Regions from separate parts of the Homo sapiens genome. Here region 1 is linked to region 2. A link is an interaction called in ENCODE POLR2A ChIA-PET data of the cell type or tissue named here. Cell type or tissue: OCI-LY7. All regions are shown on one strand. Each heading gives the region's core, and the rest is flanking DNA. Links, peaks and the distances in the headings are about the cores only.

Region 1 (2,912 bases), core at 315-2,814, 120 kb after region 2:
TTTAAAAATGGAAAGCCATTAAGGCCACCAGTACCCCATGCTGACAAATCAAACCATTTGTATATAAAATACCTCATGACTGAGTGGTTCCCAGACTTGAGTGTGTCTCTCAGAAGCCCTTGGAGGACTTATTAAAATACATGTCACTGAGCTCCAGCACCGGAGCTTCTGATTCAGTGGGGCTGGGTTCAGAAATCTGCATTCCTGACGAGTTCTCAGGTGATTGCAGTTGGTCTAGGAAGAGACTTTGAGAAGCACTGTGCTAAACGCAGAGAGGTAGTGTGTTCCCACCATCATTCTCCGTTATCTGAGCTGCCTTTCTTTGGGCCTTGATTCCCCTATCTCTAACGTGAGAATAACATAGTAGCACTTACCCTGCGGGGCTGCTGGGAGGATGAGAGATATATATGTGAAGTGCCTGGCACGTGCTGGGCTCACTGTGTGTGGTAAATATGTGATATGGTTTGGCTGTGTCCCCACCAAAATCTCACCTTGAATTGCAATAATCCTTGTGTCGAGTGCAGGGCTGGGTGGAGATAATTGAATCATGAAGGCAGTTCCCCCACACTGCTCTCGTGATAGTGAATAAGTCTCATGAGATCTGATGGTTTTATAAATGGGAGTTCCCCTGCACAAGCTCTCTTTCCTGCTGCCATGTAAGACGTCCCTTTGCTCTTCCTTCATCTTCCACCATGATTGTGAGGCCTCCCTAGCCATATGGAACTGTGAGTCTATTAAACCTCTTTCCAAGTTACCCGGTCTCAGGTATGTCTTTATTAGCAGCATGAAACGGACTAATACAATATGACTCCATTACCGTTACATGCCCAACATGGCTACATAGCCTGGGTGTCTTTTATATGTTCCATGCACCTAGCATACTGCTATGCACTTGGTAGGAGCTCAAAAAATATGAATGTAGGTAGAGTGAGTTCCAGGCAAAGGAAACAGCCTGTGCAATGGCCCAGAGGCAGGAGGGTGTAGGGAAGTCAGGGAGCCTCTAACTTGTGGCAGAGGCAGAGTCTGTGTGCAGGAGGGTAATACACTGTGCTTAAAAGTTTGGACTTTGTTCTAAGGGCAACAGGAAGCCATCAAGCAAGGGAGTCATTCCAAGAGATACAGATTTTAGAAAAACCAGGTAGGAGGCAGGTGAACTTGCCAAGGCAAGAGACAGTGGTGGCTTGGACCAGGGTGGTGGCAGTGGGGAGGCACAGAGGTCCAGTGTGGTCCCTAGAGCAGGACAAGGTGATGGATGAACCTTGAAGGGTGAGAGAAGGGGTGAGCCCCAGGGCTCATTTTGATGAACGAGAAAGAGTTTTATCTGCATTCAGGAACTCAACGGACTCCCTTAGGGCATTTGCCAGAGTGTGAGGCCAAATAACTGATTTCCTTCCTAAGACCCTGCCAGTCTACTCAGTGAGTCAACCTCCTCCGGTGTTAGAAACAGCCACCAATGTAGAAATGGCAAGTTGCTCGCAACCTGGATGGTTCTAGGCCTACGTGGGCATAGCTGGTCCTGATCCATGGGCAGCAGGAGGAGAGTCCAGGTTTGGTCTACAAACAATAGCCCCAAGGCAGTATTTCTGAAGCCATGGCCCCTCTCCCAGCCTGCTGTGTTCTTGTGGATTGCTGGCACATTCCACCAAGGCAGTAAGGCATGGCCAAACACCTCATATCCCATCCTGAACCCCCACACCTCACTGGGCCACCAAGAGGCAGGGGCATTTTAATTTAAAATGAAAGGACAGCAGACCATCTCCAGGCAAACCAGTGGGCTCCAGACAGATACGAGGCTTCTGAAGCAGGGAGAGGGAAGTGAATCTTGAAAAGAATAGATCAAGGGGTTGGGAGGGGAGACACATCTCCCCCAGCCTTTGATCTGTGCAGCCCAGCAATGACAGAAGTAGTAACACAAGCTGGGAACACATTTTGCTTTCGTATGACTCACTCAAGAAAGGAAAATGGAAAATTACCACTCTCCTCTCTCTCTTTCCCAAATAGGAACAGGTGCTCTTCCTTGGTGGGGAAGAGCCTAGGTGTGCGACCTGCTGGCAGGATACCTGGGCCATCTCGTGCAGCCACTGGCTCCTTCCTCGCTCTCTTGGTGCTCCCTGTTCAACAGAGGCTTTTCCAGGCAGGGTGCAAACAGCCAGAGCTTAATGAGCTTTTAAGATTAGAGATGCTATTCGCCTGGGGTTGCTGTGCAGCCGAGACTGAGGGTGACTCATGCCGAATATATACTGCCTAGACAGTGACAATTCGCAGCATCTCTCACTACTAAACTACAAAATGTTGTTCCCTTGCTCTCCCTCACCCTGGGCCATCTGTTTGTCTCTATTACTGGTTACACAGTACTGTCAGGGGACTTCTGCCCCCTCCTACATGGCTCACTTCAGGGCTGCCACTCCACACATTACAAACCTACACATCTAAGACCCGGAACCAGCCCTTCTGTTCAGCAGCAACATGTCCACCCCCAGCTCCAAGCTGGGGAGCGAATTAAAGTGATTAACAAATGGTAAATGGTGCTCAACGATTTCAATGAGTAATTAAGAGAAAGAAATGGAAGACCCAGCTGCAGAGGAAATATTAGGTATTGATATATGACATTGTTATAAACTGTCACGACTGTCACCTGTCACGTCACCTGTCAGTCATGTCACATGTCACTGTCACCTGTTGTCTGTCACTGCCACCTGTTGCATGTCACCTATTACCTGAACCATCACCTGTTGTCACGTCACTGTCATGTCGCCTATCATGTCACATCACTCATCTGTCCTGACACCTGTCACCTGTCACATCACTAACGTCACGGGTCATTTGCATGTCCTTGGCATGCAACAAACATATCATGTCATTGGTATGTCACGTCATTGGCATGGCCATGTAGTAAGCACATCTTTAACATG
Region 2 (2,912 bases), core at 175-2,674:
CCTATGTGAGTTGAATTTCTGAATATTTAAAACATTTTACTGTTTTCAAAATACACATCGCAGCTTAGACTCACAAAATATTACCAAGTAGAGAACTTTCACTTTTTATTCAGTACATAGATGACTATGATTTATTAATTTCCTCCGCACTTCAGTCTTCTATAGGGCACTGTGTTAGAGAGTGGGTTTGTAATTAACTTATCAATTACTGAGTTGCAGATGAATCCTTCTAATGGACGCAAAGTTACTCTTTAAAGCATTCCCTCGATGTGTTATTAATTTACAGGGTAAATCCCCTTTGTAGAGAGCAAAGGAAAACTCCTGCTCAGCCCACATCTGAGCGGTCGCATCCCAAACTAAGGGACTCAGGAAGAGCCATGAGGCTGAAGGTGCATTAAAATGAGGAAGTGGGCTGTGTCCAGAGAGCTGCTCTGCTGGACCTGGCTTCCAGCCTTAGCTTGCCTCTGCTGCAGGAGAACTGTGCCAGGGACGTGGGATGACCGACTGGCCCCAAACTGAATTCCTCATCCAGATTTCTTTGGGTCTTTGCAGGGTTAGGCCATCTGGCCCGGGTGGCTTCTTTGCACTCTGCTGTTTGCTTGGGTTTGAACTCTTACTGTGATCTCATGATCACAAGTTTTAAAAGTATGTTGAAAATGACATGAAAATAATCCCTCCCCGAGCGCATTTCCCCTTCCTGGCTCGCCCCTGCCCTTTCCCCACCTTTATACTCTTGTGGCACCTGTCCACCTGTCAGTGCCCCTCCTCACGGTCCACTTCAGGTTTTCTCAGAGCACTGGCTGCGTGGCGAGGAGCATGGGTAAGGCCCCGGTGCCCATCTTCAGCCTGGCCTTCTAGACTGTGGGGAGTCAGGCCCCATCTTAGCTCCTAGCTCTCTAGTCCTGTGCTTCCAGAATGAGACCCCTGCTCCAGCCAGGCCAGCGCCATCCTCAATGTGCCACATTCATTCCTGACCGGGGACTGGCACTAGCATCCCCTCTTCCTCTCCTGTCTTGCCATGTCCTTTTGAAAAACAGTCCTACTTAACAGAAGCAGCCTTACAAACTATCTGCCTCTCATTGAGCATCAGAGCTCTGGCCCTGAGCTTGTACAGAACACAGGGTCTGCATCTCATTTTTTTTTTTTTTTTTTTTGAGACGGAGTCTCGCTGTCTCCCAGGCTGGAGCGCAGTGGCGCGATCTCTGCTCACTGCAAGCTCCGCCTCCCGGGTTCTCGCCATTCTCCTGCCTCAGCCTCCCGAGTAGCTGGGACTACAGGCGCCCGCCACCACGCCTGCCTTTTGTATTTTTAGTAGAGACGTGGTTTCACCGTGTTAGCCAGGATGGTCTCTATCTCCTGACCTCATGATCCGCCCACCTCGGCCTCCCAAAGTGCTGGGATTACAGGCGTGAGCCACCGCACCCAGCCTGCATCTCATATTTTCATACCGGCACCGCCCAGCACTATTGCCTCCCCAGATTGGCAGCAATTTGGAAGCAGGAAGTAAGCACTGATAGCTGAGTAATACTTACCACTGTCATGGCTGAAGTTCTTCGTTAGCCTGAAAGGCAGTATAGGTAGAGCACAGGGGTTCTCACATGCCAGCATGCATCAGAATCTACAGGAGACCTGATGAAAACACTGAGCACTGGCCCCACCCCCGGAGCTTCCGACTCAGTGGGTCGAGGGTGGGGCCTGAGAATTTGCATGTCTAACAAGTGCCCAGAGCAGCGGAGGCTGCTAGTCCTGGGACCACACTTTGAGCACCCTGGGGTAGAGGTTTAAAGAGTATGAGCTTTGATACCACCCACCCAGGTTTGAATCCTGGTGCCAAAACTTCCTAACTGGGCAAGAGGTTTGAGCTCCTTAGGGCCCCATATTCTCCTGTGTAAAGGGAGTAAAATCATGGTACCTATCTTACAGCACTGTGGAGGTCAGGTGAGATAACGCATCATAGCAGTGTTTTGCATGTAAGAGAATATTATAAATATTAGCTGTTATTAATAACTATTTTGGTAGGACAGGAAAGACATTGTGATATGGTCACAAAGTGGCGCAGGAATGACACGAGCTGCGCTCCACCTAGTGCCACCTCAGCTCCTTTTGTTGCCCATGTAATTTGGGGCAAGCTACTTAAAATTATTTAAGCCTCAGTTTCTTGATGCACAAAATGTAGGCAGTAGTATTTGTCTTCTCTCCCTCTTGGTGGTTGTGAGATTCAAATGGAAGGATATTCCGAAGGAATTTGTGTGAAAGGCATGTCCTGGGTATTACAAAGAGCTCATATGTGTAGTGTTTGTTTATGTGCAAAATGCTGCTAAGCATGTCTCTGCCAATACCTCATGCACCATGTAGAGTGAGTAGAGGCCGTTATGCCTTAGGGAGCTGGGGGGAGCCCCTGGGTGGACCTGCTGCCCTCCACCAAAGGCCCTGATTATTCGCTGCGGCTTCCCAGTCTCCCCCTGGGGCTATTTGTTTCAGTGATCTGATTTTAGCTGCCTGCCTGCCCTCTTCTAGAAGCTTTTGTCCAGTCTAACTTTGGGCCAAACTAGAAGTTGCCAGGCTAGTCAAAAGAAAATCGATAACCAAGCTAGTGTAATATACTGAATTTCATGTGCAATGTTCACTAAGTCCTGTCGGCATACAGATACTTGTACATTATGAGCATCTCATGGTAACCTTTTCATTTTCAAAATAGTATGCAAGTTGCCTTTAATTTTAAAGAGTTCACTTCATAGTTTGCAGCCTCAGTTTTCACTCCGTAAGATAGATATTATAACCTTCTCTTGGTGATTATTTCCGTGTGTCAGTGTTCCTGGCATTTTGACACTGCCCATGCTCTCTGTGGGGATGAGGCCTGTTGGGAGCATGAAGGAGGGTGTAAGGATTTTCAGCTCCCAGTCAGTCATACA

The links. ChIA-PET counts read pairs that join two places held together with the same protein. Peaks named below come from ENCODE experiments on the same cell type or tissue, not always from the same donor. Only the 100,000 strongest peaks of a DNase experiment are listed, where the experiment ranks them.
Region 1: POLR2A ChIA-PET joins it to region 2 with 5 read pairs; 2 of 35 experiments call an interaction of 5 or more read pairs at or near these places.

What each region holds. Positions count from the first base shown.
Region 1 is chr12:117,123,221-117,126,132 of GRCh38, forward strand. The region is part of intron 2 of TESC-AS1 (TESC antisense RNA 1); the gene reads left to right. Among named protein-coding and RNA genes, the nearest start is that of TESC-AS1, 25 kb to the left of the region's middle. In OCI-LY7, for the core only: no CTCF peak of the experiment used is centred there; no DNase peak of the experiment used is centred there.
Region 2 is chr12:116,998,848-117,001,759 of GRCh38, forward strand. The region is part of intron 7 of FBXW8 (F-box and WD repeat domain containing 8); the gene reads left to right. Among named protein-coding and RNA genes, the nearest start is that of FBXW8, 89 kb to the left of the region's middle. In OCI-LY7, for the core only: no CTCF peak of the experiment used is centred there; a DNase peak (open chromatin) is centred at 1,684.